Regions from separate parts of the Homo sapiens genome. Here region 2 is linked to region 1. Evidence: chromatin loops called from intact Hi-C (ENCODE). Cell type or tissue: gastrocnemius medialis. All regions are shown on one strand.

What was found. Hi-C counts contacts between places; a loop is a spot of excess contacts. Peaks named below come from ENCODE experiments on the same cell type or tissue, not always from the same donor. Only the 100,000 strongest peaks of a DNase experiment are listed, where the experiment ranks them.
Region 2: a loop joins it to region 1, with 4 times the contacts of the local background. A loop is called at or near these places in 26 of 110 quality-filtered maps.

The regions. Positions count from the first base shown.
Region 1 is chr7:38,395,778-38,403,777 of GRCh38, reverse strand. The region is part of intron 17 of AMPH (amphiphysin); the gene reads left to right. Among named protein-coding and RNA genes, the nearest start is that of TRG-AS1, 58 kb to the right of the region's middle. RefSeq lists enhancers at 238-407, 7,170-7,339. In gastrocnemius medialis, CTCF peaks have their summits at 4,671 and 4,874 (motif pointing left); a DNase peak (open chromatin) is centred at 4,857.
Region 2 is chr7:38,750,932-38,758,931 of GRCh38, reverse strand. It overlaps VPS41 (VPS41 subunit of HOPS complex), which reads left to right. Exons shown (of 29, transcript NM_014396.4): 18 at 451-578; 19 at 1,950-2,094; 20 at 3,996-4,037; 21 at 4,180-4,230; 22 at 6,619-6,756. Among named protein-coding and RNA genes, the nearest start is that of AMPH, 120 kb to the right of the region's middle. In gastrocnemius medialis, no CTCF peak of the experiment used is centred here; no DNase peak of the experiment used is centred here; H3K27ac peaks cover 817 bases.

The DNA.
Region 1 (8,000 bases):
CTTTTCCATGATCTTTCCCAGCCACTGGTGCTACCCCTTTCAGAAATCAGCACCATGCCTGCATTTCCTTTGTTCCAAGGGGCACTTTGGCAGGCCGTATTCCCCCTTCCCTCGGGGCGGCCTCTGCCAAGAGCTAGCTCTCTGGAGTACCCAGAGCTTCCCAGCATCCTCCCTATCAGTCCCCTATCATTGCCAAGTCAGAGTGGGTTCTAAGGTATGTTTGCAGGGGTCTGGTGACACAGACAGGCAGGTTCTTCAGGCAGGCAGTGACCTACACTGGGTGCACAGCCGGTATGGCACCTGCCATTTCAGTGCAGGCCTGCGGGGAGTCCGAGTGCACCTGGAGGAGCTGGCCACTGCTGCTCTGTCCTCAGGAAGTTCTCAGATTGCCACCAACAGCATTGCCGAAGGTCACAAGGGCAGAGGTGCTCTCTGACAATTTAGTGGTCAGCAGTTTGTCACAGAAGGGAGGGGAGTAGAGAAGCACCCCCACCTACCCTTTCTGCCGAATTCTAAGTTCCTTAAGAGTCAGTCTCTGCCAGACTCTCGTAGCTTTCCTTTTTCTACACCCCAGCTTATTTCCATGGGAACTCCAACAGGTCCTGGCTCTCTTCTCTCAGCTTTCCATTCAGATCATGGCCACTCGTCTGTAACTTTGATCCCCTTTCTGAAGAGAACTGGCTTCTGACGTCTCCAGTCAGCCATCTTGGAAAAAACAACAACAACAACAAAAAAACCTTGGAGCATTTTTTTAAAAAAATGAAATTTATCATTGGGATGTGTAAAAGAAGATTCACGAGAAAGCTGAAAACACTTAAAAATCACTCAAAAAATCAGATTCACTATTACTAGTTTTTTTTGTTTTCATTTTAATGATTTTACTCTTAAAGAAAAAACCCAGCATATAGAAAAAGAAAGTCAACATTTCAAAAGTATATTCTAGAAATGTTAGCTAAACCCAAGATAATTTTCCATAAAACAAAGTATAAATGGATCCTTGACGCATAATACCTGAGCCAGGCAAGGGAAAATATCTGAGAGTGTCATCCATCTCCACCCTCGATCAGAGACAACTCGCATCTACCCCGCCATGAGTATGGGATTCCTTTCTGAAGCATCCAGGCCATTTGGGGCCTGCTGCTACTCTCACAGAAGTATATCCTTTGACACATATATTTAGGGGATTCAGAGCAGGTGATTCTATGTCAAGACTTGATAAATCCCTCTCCAGCTCCTGTTCTGAAAAGGATATCTAAGAGTCCCCAGATAGCGAGTAAAATGGAACAAAGAAAATGTTTCCACGTCTACTGTAAACATCAAGCCTATAGAGATTTCTCCTGATTTGAGAAAACTAAGCAAGTAAATACATTTTTAGATTAGCAAACACCTATAGAGCAATACAAAAGAAAAAATAATTATTGCATGCCAGAGTTAAAAGTTTCTTTAGAGAACATGCAACAATAACAAAAATTACCTGACATACAAAGACAAAATTTGAAAATTGCCTTCCTTTTTGTTGTCAGTAAAACTCAAGATGACCTCGATAGGTGAAACAAAAGATGAAGGGTGAGATGATAAGGCAACCATATTGAGAAGAAAAGAAAGTCACTTTGAAAGGCAGATGAAAAGGGAACTCAATAACATGAGAAAAGATTTTAAGGGGAGGAAATGTAATATTAGAATTAAAATTTGCATGAGATGTGGTAAAGACGAGAAGCAACACTATAGAGAATCGATTTAGTGATATGAGGACAAGCTGGAGGAGTTCTCCCAACACATAAAGAGAAGCACAAGCAAAGATGATAGATTTAGGGACCAAGGAGTGAAGATACAGCTCATGGGTAGAAGTTCATCCTGAAGAAGAGACTATAAGAATGTTACAGAAGCAGAAGTGGCCAGTATAATAGAAAAAAACATGCTCAAACTGAAGTTTTCCTAGTTGATGGAATTCCTGCATGTGGATCATAAGAAATCACCAAAAAAAGCAAACTTAATGGGGAGAGACTACATTGAAATGTATTCTTTTAAATATTTGAGTTTAAAGTTTAAAAAAAAAGTTCTGCAAGCATCTAGGTTGGAAATAAGAAAGCACTACAAATGAACAACAATTAGGTTGTTCTCTGACTTATCCATATCAGTACTAAAGGTCAGAAGCTATTAGAACAACATACAAATTTTGAGCACAAAGAAACACAATACAGTAATTCTACCCCAAGTCAATAGTTGGTCATGTAGGAAAGCAGCAGAAAGACATTACCAATTACATAAGGTGCTAGAGACTTTCCATAGAATTCCTAAAAAGCATTTTATGAAGCTATATTGCAATTGACTGGAAGATGACTCAAATCAAGGCAGATAGGTGGGAAGACGTGATAAAGCAAATGTGGTGACATGTCTATTGAGGATCCTAGGTGGTGGGCACTTGGAAGTTCATTGTATGATTCTATGTTTTTGAAATTTTTTAAAAATTTCTTATAATGTTGAGCAGAAACCCCCAAAACATGTTTAATGGAGACATCATAAAGAAATAGAGCAGTGTTTAGTATTTAAATTATTGAAATGTGTAACCTAATAATTGTTGGGTTACAAACCAAAGATCTTTCTCACAGTGTTAGAGTAACATTTAAAAATGAAACCAACTAGTGTTTAATGCTAATAGAACTGTTAAATAACTTGATAAATAGAATAAGCAATAAAGTATTATATATCCATTACTATAACTTTTCTCAGAAACATGACTCATGTTTTGTAAGATAAACCCTTGTATGATTAGAAAATGAATACAACTAAATATATCAAAATGTTACCATAAATTATTTCTTTTATTATTTTAAAATTTGTTAGAAAAAAATTTTTTAATTGCTTTATTAGAAAAATGCCTATGATCAGTTACAATAACCTACTTTATAAATAAGTATGGAATTTCATGCTGGGCAGAAGGATAATGAAAGTATCTTCAATTGTCTCATCCCGACCAGTTGCGTGATTGACACACTACTTTCAGGCATTGGTCAGAGCTAATATCACAAAGAAAACAAGCAAATAAGTAAATAAATGAGTGAATGAATGTATGAATGCATGACATAAACCTCAGAGACGACAAGTTCTCTTGAGCCTATCACTACTCTGACATGTTTGGGGGTCTTGGTCCTTGTTGACCTGCTTTCATAGCACCATCTCATAGCAGGACTGGCTAGTTTCTGTCACCCAGTTGTGTTTCCCTATTTTACATGATTGATAACCTAGGCTATTGTTGCATTTCATTCATGTCATTACATTTCCAGAAAATTTTGCTAAAGCAAATTTAAACTGGTGTTTAGGGGACCCTGGCATGAATGCCATAATTATGTGGCTTTCCACTAAGGAGATGATTGAGACAGAAGATTAGAAAGCAATGAGGGGCTGGGCACGGTGGCTCATTCCTGTAATCCCAGCACTTTGGGAGGCCAAGGCAGGTGGATTGCCTGAGGTCAGGAATTCAAGACCAGCCTGGCCAACATGGTGAAACCCTGTCTCCACTCAAAATACAAAAAAATTAGCCAGGTGTGGTGGCAGGTGCCTGTAATCCCAGCTACTCGGGAGACTGAGGCAGGAAAATCGCTTGAACCTGGGGGGCGGAGGTTGCAGTGAGCCAAGATCACACCATTGCACTCCAGCCTGGGCAACAAGAGTGAGACTTCATTTCAAAAAAGAAAAAGAAAGAAAAAAGAAAGCAATGAGGTATGTATGGTGCAGAGAGCCACCACCTACTCTCTCCAGAAGGTTTTGTGCTGGTCGCTGTGATTTCTGTGTGATGGACAGGCGGTTTAGCAATACTCCTAGTTTCTGCACCTCATAGACCTCATGGATATAGTAAATATGTGCCCAAGGTCAAGGAGAACATTTTTAGTCTCTGTTTGCAATAGCTGTTTCCCCCATAAATATATTTGACCAATAGATAGTATAGGTTGGGCAGAAGATAGGATAATTGTGTTTTTCTGAACATTTAGAGTGAAGAGAAACATTTGATAGCACTGGGTATGAAAGGCTTGAAGTACTTTCAGCAGATTCAGTCCCTGGTCTTTGTGAGTAACATTTTTTAAAAAGCAAATGGTAGTCATTTATCATTGTGGTTTTTCCTAGCAGGTATAACATGTACTGTAGCAAGCAGAGCATAGAAAATGTTTTTTCTTTTATAGCTCTACAAATAGCTAACAAATTGAAATGCATGACAACAACAATAATAATAAGAGGTATAACTTTCATTGATGAAAACCTTTTTACTCTTTCCTTGATTTTATCTACAGCTAACACCTAATCTGAACAAATGGGTTCCTGTTTTCCATTGTATTTTTATGTTGTTCTATTCTTGCGGTCAGTAAATACGGCATTGGAAGTATTTTGGTAAGAGCAAAACATCTGGACCAGATTCCAGACATAAAGGGAGGACTGATGCCCCCTGATCATCAGACTAGTGTCAGAAACAGAAAGCTATGAGGATACGCAGATAGTGGATGATCCTTCTCTGTTTATGTAGTTTTTAAGCCCTGTAAAATCAACGTGGTAAGTAAACAGCAGCTGGAAAAATGGGAATTCATTACTAATGGACTCAAAGTAGGGTGTAGGAGTGTTGTTTGTTTTCCAAGTAGATCATTAAAATTGTTTGGCTTCTCTTTAAAGTCTAAAGTGCCAATTCCTTAGCACCTTACCTTTGCCAGAGTTGTTAATTTCGGTATTTTCCTGATATTTATTTATCATTCTTAAAATTCGTTTTCTGCATGCTGCAGTTCTTTTTTATGTGACAAAAATCACAGCTGAGGTGCTGAGGCTGAGGTATTTGCTCCTACAACGTCAGGAACGTCAGAGCAGTCAGGCAGAGCCTTTGGCCGCCACCTGCTGGTGGTTGGTGTCACAGCAGCTAATACCTGTTTTTTATTATTTTATTTTATGTTTATTTTTAACTTTTGTGGGTACGTAGGGGGTGGATATATTTATGAGGTACGTGAGATATTTTGATACAGATATATGACATGTAGTAATTACCTCAGGGTAAATATATCTATCACCTCCTTAAGCATTTATCCTTTTTTTGCATTATAATCCAGTAATATTCTTTTAGTTATTTTAAAATGTACAATAAGTTATTGTTGACTGTAGTCACCCTGTTTGTGTTATGAAATACTAGGTCTTATTTATTCTTTCTAATTATTGTTTGTGCCCATTAACCATCCCCCCTACTTCCTCACTACCCTTCCCAGCCTCTGGTAAGCATCCTTCTACTCTCTGTCTCCATGAATTCAATTGTTTTACTTTTTAGCACCTAGAAATAAGTAAGAACATTCAAAGTTTGTCTTTCTGTGCCTGGCTTTTTTCCCTTAACATAATGACCTCCAGTTCCATCCATGTTGTTGCAAATGACAAGATCTCATTGTTTTCTATGGCTGAATAGTACTCCATTGTATATATGTATCACATTTTCTTTATCCATTCATCTGTTGATGGATACTTAGGTTGCTTCCAAATCTTGGCTATTGTGAATAGTGCTGCAATAAACATGTGAGTGCAGATACCTCCTTGATATATTGATTTCCCTTTTTTTTTTGTTTTTTTTTTTTTGAGTATATACCTAGCAGTGGGATTGCTGGATCATATGGTATCTCTACTTTTAGTTTTTGTGTTTTTTTTTTTTTTTGAGGAACCTCCAAACTGTTCACCATAATAGTTGCATTAATTTACATTTCCACCAACAGTATATGAGGTTTCTTTTTTCTCTACTTCCTCGCCAGCATTTGTTATTGCCTGTCTTTTGGATAAAAGCCGTTTTAACTGGGGTGAGATGAGATCTCATTGTAGTTTCGATTTGCATTTCTCTGATGATCAGTGAGGTTGAGCACCTTTTCACATACTTGTTTGCTATTTATGTCTTCTTTTGTGAACTGTCTATTCAGATCTTTTGCCCATTTTTTAATTGGAATTATTAGATTTTTTCCCCATAGAGTTGTTTGAGATCCTTATGTATTCTGGTTATTAATCCCTTGTCAGATGGGTAGTTCACAAATATTTTCTCCCATTCTGCAGGTTGTCTTTGTTGATTGTTCCCTTGGCAGTGCAGAGGCTTTTTAACTTGACGTAATCCCATTTGTCCATTTTCGCTTTGTGTGCCTGTGCTTTTGGGATATTACTCAAGAAATCTTTACCCAGTCCAGTGTCCTAGAGAGCTTTCCCAATGTTTCCTTTTGGTAGTTTCATAGTTTGAAGACTTATATTTAAGTATTTAATCCATTTTTATTTAATTTTTGTATATGGCAAAAGATAGGAGTCCAGTTTCGTTGCCTGCTTAAATTATCTAGCAAAGGAAAGGTGATAACATGTATATTTAGTGATGGTAAAATCTTATACAACCAAATTGATAGATATCTAGAGACAAGTTACAGGTTAATAATAAACATTATGTTCGTATGGAACAAGTTTAAAAAATCACCTGTGGCAACACCATCTATAGGTCATGGAAAGATATCCTCTCCCAGAGATGTAGTATCAATTCAACTGAGACTAAAAGCCAATTAGTAATAATGTGTGGTTGGAACATATATGTATAAAAGGATTTATGCATAATCACTTGGGAGAGTAGCCCATGGAATAACATCCTGTCTGCTTTTTCATCTGTAGCAGTGCCTCTGCTGCATGTGTGTGTAGTGGTGGTGTCTGCTGCTCTGTTTGTCCATACCGTCTGCATGTAGATAGAGTCCATCTGCTTCCAAGCTGTTGAAACTAGTGGGATATTCATAGGTGTGATTTTCCAGACAGATGGAGAGAATAAGCTTGTAATCATGACACAACTTATTTTCTACATTTGAGCTCATAAGTTTATTGCATGCACATTTTCTTTCAGTATAGTTTTTAACATAGAAGAAACTTTATTAGGTCCTTAGTGTCGTAGAGAAATCCTGTTAATGTCTCCGACAATAAAGCTATGAGCAATTGCTCCTTGTTCTTCTCAGGATTAAGATGCCCTACTAATTTATGTTCTGATTACTATTCTCTTGACAACAGTAACAATAGCATCCATAAAAAGGTCGGTGCTTATTTAAAACAGTGATGAAAGTCTATTCGATTTCAAAATAAACTTTTTATTATAGGAATTTTCAGCCATTTGCCAAAATATAAACCCTCATGTACTTGTTACCCCACTTCAATAATGATCAGCATTTATAATTCACTTTAAATAAGTGTCTGTTACAATTCATGAGAAATCATTACTTTTGTGAACCCATATTGTATTAGTCCATTTTCATGCTGCTGATAAAGACATACCTGAGACTGGGCAATTTGCAAAAGAAAGAGGTTTATTGGACTTACAGTTCCACATAGCTGGGGAGGCCTCACAATCATGATGGAAGGCAAAGAGGAGCAAGTCACATCTTACATGGATGGCAGCAGGCAAAAACAGAGCTTGTGCAGGGAAACTCCCATTTTTAAAACCATCAAATCTGGTGAGACCCAGTCACTATCATGAGAACAGCATGGGAAAGACCCACCCCCATGATTCAATCATCTCCCACCAAGTCCCTCCCACAACACATGGGAATTATGGGACCTACAAGATGAGATTTGGGTGGGGACACAGAGCCAAACCATGTCACATGTACTTTCATGACAGGGCAGAAAGAAGGAAGTATGTCATGGCTAGGGATTGCACATTTGGAGAGCCACATCCTCGTAATAGGAGATTCTCATAAGAGAGGGAAATAAGTTTCTAAGAATATGAGTAAATACTTGGACATATAATGAGTAGTATAGCTGTTAACATTTCTTTTTCATTCCCAAATAAAATATTATCTTATAGAAAAATGTACTGTATATATTCTGTAACAGGCATTTTTATTTAAACTATTACCTGTACCTTTGAGCCAGCAGAAACGTTTTTAAAACTGCTTTGTTATAAGTGTAGATGTGTGGTTCATGTTCTTCATCTCCGATTTCTGATGCTCACTCGGAGGTACTCTTCATTGTCCTTTTCT
Region 2 (8,000 bases), 360 kb before region 1:
GGTCCTCTTTGGGTGCACCACCCTCCAGGAACCTCCAGGTGTTCAGCTCTTGGGGAGCCCTCCAAAGCCACTCCTTTTGGGTTTTAATGAAAGCTTCATTACTTAGACATGATTGATTTAAACACTGGGCCATTGGTGATCGGTGTAACCTTCAGCCCCTCTCCCCTCCTTGGAGGTTGTGGGGCAGGGGTGGGGGTAGGGCTGAAAAGTTCCAACCCTTTAATCCTGTCTCAGTCTATCCTGTGCCCAACCCCATCCTTAAGTTACCTAGGGGCTGCTAGCCACCAGTCAGCTCATTAGCATACAAGAAGACACATCATTTTAGAGATTCTAAGGATTTTGAGAGTTATATGCCAGGAAACAGAAGGAGGACCAAATGTATATTTCACAATATCACAACTATTATTCTGTTGAATGAGTGTTCTTTTTCTGTTTTTCACCTTTGGTTAGGGTTTTGCCACATTGATCCGAGAATGGCCTGGAGATCTGTATAATAATTCAGTCATAGTTCAAGCAGTTCGGGATCATTTGAAGAAAGATAGTCAGAACAAGACTTTACTTAAAACCCTGGCAGAATTGTGAGTATACTTAAGTGTTTCTTTTTCCATATCAGTCTGTGTTGAAAAGTTTTTCATACTTTAGATTTGGCAAACTCCAAGTGGAGAAGATGTATTTTATACCATTTTCCTACATTCCTTCTTAGTAAAAACCTCTCATAAACCTCAAATGAGTAGGCGATAAGGACATGTGTGAAACTGTACAATTGCAATGTAATCTGTTTCCCAGAGAAGAGAACCCCTAACGCACAGCGCTTGGGAGAGGCAGTGGTTAGGAAACAAAAGGGTGCCAAGTTTTAGATCACTCAAGCATAACAGTTTCCCAATGAGCAAGGCTCTGGATTCTGCTCTTCTAGGGTCTTCAAGTCAGTTAATTTAATCTCTCAAATGTCAATTCCTTATGGGAAAATTTTAAACTTTAAAAGAGATGTCATAATAGAGGACTCCCTGACCCTGAGTCAGGGCTCAGAAAATGGCAGCTTGGTTAATATTTTTCATATTTCTTGGGCACATTCAGTGATGCAGGCTTTGTGCGAGACGCTTATGATACAGAGATAGATAAGATATGCTCTCAAGTACTTCGATCTAGGGAAACAAGAAGTATACTGCAGGTCTAGCCAAGACGACCATCCCTGCATCCACCTCTCCTCAGTGCCCCCATCACCTCAGGCCACTCCTCTCCCTTGTTTTTTCTTCTTTTGCCCAAAACCAAAAAAGGTATACCAAAATGACCTAGAACTCTGGACGTGTTGGATTTTCCACAAGAGGAGGTTGTGTTTATGGCATTCTAAGTTGAAATGCTAATCATTTTCTCTTGGAAACGTTGTCCTGTTAGATACCCCTTAGAGTCTGCAGCACGTTCGTAATGGACCAACAGTACAGCTTCAGTTCAGTGAGCTCTCAAGAGCTGACTTAGGGACTTAATGTGAAAAACATTGTTTCAATGGAAAAACACATTTCAGTTAGACACAGCCCCCTTAAAATCAGCTTTTGGAATATTAGCCATTTGTCAGCTGAATACTGCTTGTAAGAATTGGAACGGATGTTTCTGTTACTAAAATGAGAACTTCATCCTGGATCCTAGTTTCTTTGCTGTATGGATGTTTGTAAAACTTTTGAGACTGAGACCCCCAATAAAGACCATTTTTATTACTTGAATATTGTGAATTTTCTTAAATTTTGGCAACATGAGAGGCAAAGTTCTGAGAAAGAAATACTTATTGGTCGTGTATAGTTAAATCCTATTCAAAAATAGGAATATTTTTTGAAATAAAGTTAACTTTTCTCTCTAAAGGAGTGTTTCCATTTTTAATATTGTGAACCATGATCTCTCTGTGTGTGTTTTAATTAGAACTGTTGATGAATATTAATGTAAAAAATTTGTATTACCAGGTACACCTATGACAAGAACTATGGCAATGCTCTGGAAATATACTTAACATTAAGACATAAAGACGTTTTTCAGTTGATCCACAAGCATAATCTTTTCAGTTCTATCAAGGATAAAATTGTTTTATTAATGGATTTTGATTCAGAGGTAATGTGCTTTTTATTTTAGTACTGTCAATTATTTTTACTATTCCAAATATTTAATACTTAGATATCTATCCAAATGCTGGATTGGTGAATGAATCACATAACTTGGCTTTATGCCGACAATCTTTAGAACACTCTGACCCTCGCTAGATGTTGTTATTCTAGTTGTTTGGCATTCAGGAATCCTTTTCATAATGTAGTTATTCTGTGAAAGCAATTCAAAGTTGATAGAGAACTTTTAAAGTTGTGTGTGTGCGCATATAAAGTAATTTCTTGCTAAAACAATTCATATAATTTATAGAAACAAACCACGTATATACTTTGACTCATTTATCCCTCCTAACCTGTTTTCCAGAATTTTAAAATTAAGTGAACTTCCATCTTGACCGACTTATTACTATTTTATTTCTTGGTGTTCACGTATCCAGCATGTGGGGTTTCCCCTGGTTTGAGGTGATGCTCATGTCCAGGACATGTGGAATGTTATTTTATTGTGTGACAAATTTGAATAACCTAATAATAAATTTACGCCCCCTAATGAGTGGACCCAGCCACAGCTCACATTGGTGCTTGCAAAGTGATGCAAGCTGTGTGTGTGTGTGTGTGTGTGTGTGTGTGTGTGTGTAAAAGAAATCTAATTACAAGTGCTCATGACAGAAATAATGAGGTTTATAAAACAGTGTTCTTATTCAAAAAATTGAAATTTTAGATAAACCTAAAAGTAGAACCCTAAAGGCTCCAAAAGGATTAATGCATTTTTCAATTATATTGTACTGTATTTAGAGATATTGTGTGCTATATTAATCTCCACCAACTTAAACTTAATTTAGATAGGAGCTAGAGCTACGTCTTTTTCTCAAAGATGCTTTAGCCCTTTTTAAAATACTGAGTCAAGTCTTTAGGGACTACAGATTTACGAAGAATTACGTAGCTCCAAGGAAGTTCAGGTAGAGAGGCTCTGCTTGTCTGGCAGAGGATGAGATGCTTATGTAAAAATTAATTACATTTTCCTCATATCTAGTCTCCCCTCATGCACCCCCTTCCATTGTTCTCCAGAGCTCGTTTTGCATATGTTCCTGTGGAAAAAAGATGAATGAGCTGAAACTAATTGCTATTCTAGAATGTGATCCAGATGTAAGGAATCAGAGTCTTCTGGTTAGAAGAGACCTTAGGGATAATCTACTCCAACACCCTCGTATTTCAGAGAACAAAAGTAACATTTGGAGCAGACAGCTAGGTCGTAGCAGAGTCTAGAACAGGGCCCCCAGGTGTTCCGTGTGAGGCTCAGTCTGGTGTGCTGCTTTCCCTCTTCCTCTTGACATAAACTGTCTAGTTTGTGTTTCCTGAATGATAAAAGTGGCTAAAGTAAATTCTGAAAGTCCAAAAGCTTTATGTCATTATGAAACTTCAGGTATCTCATTCTCTTTCTGACTCTTATTCCCTTCTCCTCATAAAACCAGCTCCTTCTGTCTGTGGAGTCTCATAGGGAGACTAGGTCGAGGTTGAAGTAGCTGGAAGAAAAGCTCATTTTCTTGATATACTGGTAAAGAGATGCTCTCCATAACTACTGAGAGTCTCATGAGAAGGTGTGAAGGTATCCGAGACATCGGAGGGCGGGGGGCTAGGATATGGGCAGTCAAGATGTTTTGTATTTGGGAAGTTATAGCAAAGCACCATTTTAGTAGTGTGCAAAACACATAGGCTTCAGATTGAGATGCATTTGAAAATGCAGTTCTTCACAAATGTCATTTTCCATAAGAGCCATTGTAAAGCCAAGGGCCTCCTTAAGTATACAAAATAAGCCTTCCACCTGTGAACTGTGGTAGGTACACTGCATTGTGTTTAGTCTTCTCTTCTTAAATAACGGATTTCATTGACTGTGGCTTTTCTTATATGTTTCAGAAAGCTGTTGACATGCTTTTGGACAATGAAGATAAAATTTCAGTGAGTGTCATTTGTTTTTATATGTGTTACCAGATGAACGTCTGGGACTCCTATAGCTGTGAAGAAGAGAGTTTATCAGATAATTTTGTAGCTGTCTTTCTGTCCTCATGACTCCACCTTGAAACTTTTCTTTTTTATCTAGATTAAAAAGGTAGTGGAAGAATTGGAAGACAGACCAGAGCTACAGCATGTGGTGAGCATGGCAGTCTCCTCCTTTTGCCCTTTTGATTGACCAGTGGGTGAATCACCTTTCAGTATTGGTGCGAGGAGGATACTGGAGTGAATTCTTCAAGGAGGTTAATATTCCAGTTGGAGGTTTCACCACAAACAATGTTCTGTAATTACCAAAATGCAGCATATGCTGTGAATTCAAGGTCAGGGATTAATTGTAGATCAGGCAGTTGAATTTTGACCCACAATTGAATTGTGATGGAAAAAAGTTACCAATCTATCTATTATATTACTATAATATAAATATATGTAACATAACTATATATTTAACTATAATGAATGTTTTTGTGTTATGTTGTGTCTAGGAATAAGCACTCTCCCTCTGTAGTTGCCATTAAATATAACCATGGCATATATCACAGTAAAGGCCAGTATGGCACCGCAGATACTGTACCAAGTTCTCCTGCTAAGGAAATGTCAGACAACCATTCCATATCCAGACCACAGAGCGATAAAAGGGCAGAGTCTCATTTCTTTTGTCCCTCACCATGACAATAGCTAATTCCATATTTCTTGTGTGCTATTGGTGGTTGTGTAATTAAGGCCTGTTATTCTAGATTTCTTTGGGGGGCTACTTCAATTCTCTGCATTGCATCATCATGAGAGTAAAGCAGGAATAGTTGTTTTCTATGTCCTTTAAAAGTTATACAAGAGAAAACTTAGCACACTTAGGGATTATATCAGTAGGACTATGGGTATCAGATACAATAAGTGCACTTGTATCTTTGCCCATCTCATTGCACCCTAGGAGGAGGCTTAGGGAATAGAGCATTTTTTTCAAAAGTCAGTTTTCTGCTTTGAAGCTTTTGAAGACTGCAGGAAGGGAATGAGAGGCACCTTTTTTTCTCTTTTGCTCAGATGCTACTGCTGCATTGTTCATGATTGGAAATCTCAAGATTATCTGCTTCCCAAGCAAGGCTCCACATTGCTAACCACCTTAGGAATTCATTTATAAAGCAGTGATTTCTGACTTACTTAAGCCAGGAGACAGGATTATGGGCAGTAGCTCTCTGTGCGACAATGTAATCAGTGCAATGGTGAAGTGGTGGCACAGCCCACACTAACATGGCTCATCTTCCCTGCCAGGCAATGTCTTGTTTCTATATATATAAATTTGACTCAGCATTCATGTGACAGGGCCTCCCTGTCCTTTTTGCACTCTGGGAAACAGCACCACATATCCCCGCTAACACACTGACCCCAGTGCCAGTGGACTGGCGGTGGTGTTCATCAGACCTCTGCCTGGCACATGAGTTCAGTCTACTGCTTGTACTGCTCCGTTTTGCCTTAGGAAGAAGTGAACAGGAAGCCTGAAGATTGGTTTCTTAAGGTGCATGTGTCCATGGTTAGGCGTCATTGTGACTAGATTCAACAGCAATAACAAACATCAGCGCATTTACAGTCTCAGCTGCAGGGCGGCTGGTGCTCTATGTCTGTTATAAACCAATCCACTTGGAAACAGCAACCCAAGGTGTTAATGCTCGTGGGATTGGTGATTAAGTCTTCCTGTCTTCAGTAGATTGTGGGGTTTTTGTTTACATTTAATATTAACTAAACATTGAATTGTTTTTTGACTTCTGAGTACTGTATTGATAGACTTAATCTTGCCTGTGAGGAGAAAGTGAATTACTGATTTCCTGTGAAGTTAACTTTTTTTCAGACAGCTAAGGTAAGGAATCAGTTTTGAAAACTGTTTCAGAACACCTGCATTCTTCTTGATTTTTACTTTGTATTTTTGTTTTTGATGTTACCAGTTTAGGCAGCATTTCATTTGAAGAGTCAACAAAGAGGAGATGCAGAATGTATGGAAATGAGTTTAGTGCCCGCTACTTGAGTTTTTAAGAATATGTGCTTGTCCCAGGACTCTACCCTCTTTTGTGTAAAATAATTTTTATGATCTGGGAAGACCACTCATCTTTTTATTTCTGAGCCAAAGCAGATACCAATGATGATATTGACAACTACTGTCATTAACATTTCTGTAGTTCTTAGTGTATGCTAAGTTCATTGGTTCTGAGTGATTTCGTAATGGCAACTCGTTTAATTGTCACAGTAACTCAATAAAATTTTTGTAGATAAACTGAGTCTCAGAGAGATTAGTGACTTGCCTAAGGTCACAGTTGGTACGTGGCAGAGTCAGGTTTTGGGGCCCTTCTAGAGAAATTATCGGAATCCTTTGCTCTCCCAAAGGGTTTTCCTTTCCACTTCTCCATCACCTAGAGGTTTTCCCTGAAGACTGCTTCTCCCCCAACCTGTCCATGGGAGGTGTTTAGAGCTAAAAATAGCAATGTTAGCCAGGTATTGCTTTTCTCATTTTAATGGGTCACGGCTTATCTTTTGTTCCTTTTAGTATTTGCATAAGCTTTTCAAGAGAGACCACCATAAGGGGCAGCGTTACCATGAAAAACAGATCAGTCTTTATGCTGAATATGATCGACCAAACTTACTTCCCTTTCTCCGAGACAGTACCCATTGCCCACTTGAAAAGGTAAGGCACAGACTCCCCGACTTGTACACTTTGGATGAAGAGGTTGTCATTGATGGTAAGTTGTTTGTCTTTCTTCTCTTTCTATCTCTGTTCATCTGTCCCTTTCCAGGGGGAAGACTGTTGCTCTCAAAGAAGTAGGTTTTTGGCTGGGACATTCTGTCAAGAAAAGGAGATCTCATTGGATTAGACTTTGGTGAAGAGCTGAAGCATTTCTGTGACAGGTTTAATTGGAAGAACAGCTTAATCCAGGGTCTAGGACTTAATCAACCATCAGGCAAAAATGATATATTAGAAGTCTCAGTCCATCTCCCAGGATCAGAGTGACACCTCAGAGTCAAGAGCCTGGGAGGGAGACACAGACTGTCCTAAGCCAGAAGCAGTTGCTCCAGTCAGGAATCAGGTTTGATAAACTGAGGTCATAGCTTAGGTCCTGCATCCTATCTTCTTTAAGTGTCTACCCTATGTTTTTCTTTGTTTCTCCTACATCCTACATTCCACTATAATTATCTGCTTACTAGTCTCTGTCTCCTGGAAATTCTTCAAAGACAAGGAATTTGTCTTACTCATTTTGGTAAATCTAGTACCCACCACACATTAGACATTTACTAAATGTGTGTTGCATCATGAGTGAGAGAATGAATGAATAAATTATATACATGCAAGATCCTAGTTCGGGCTAAATAAGGACTAGTAAGTTTTATGAGACTGCTGTTTCAAAATAAACTGAAGTACTTAACTATATATGTGCTAACAACTGGGCAGCCTAAAAGCCAACAGTATTATGTCCTACAGTTCTCAATACCATCTACCACTAACATCTACAAATGTCTGACTAAATTTGGATGGCCAGATACTTTTGAAAGTCAGCTGTGTGGACCAACAAAATAAAAAACATATTTGACCCATTAGAGATATGTGCAAAGAAGCTGGATGATAACACAGTTTATGTACACTTACAACTTCCGTGTATGCTTCCTTAGCCCATGATTATTAAATGCATTGGAGTACTGTGAACCAATTTAGCTCAATGGATTTTTAAAGTCCACAATTATTGAAAAAAATCTTGCCTGCCTGTTAACTTATAAAACGACATTAGCATTTTATATTTGGGGCCCTAAGACATTTTCTGAGGACTTAATTTGGAAATTCATTATCTTACTCTAAAAGTAAAAACAGATACTACCCTCTTCTCTCAACATAGGACTTTATAACCTGGCAATAGAGTGAGAATCTTATTCTTTGAA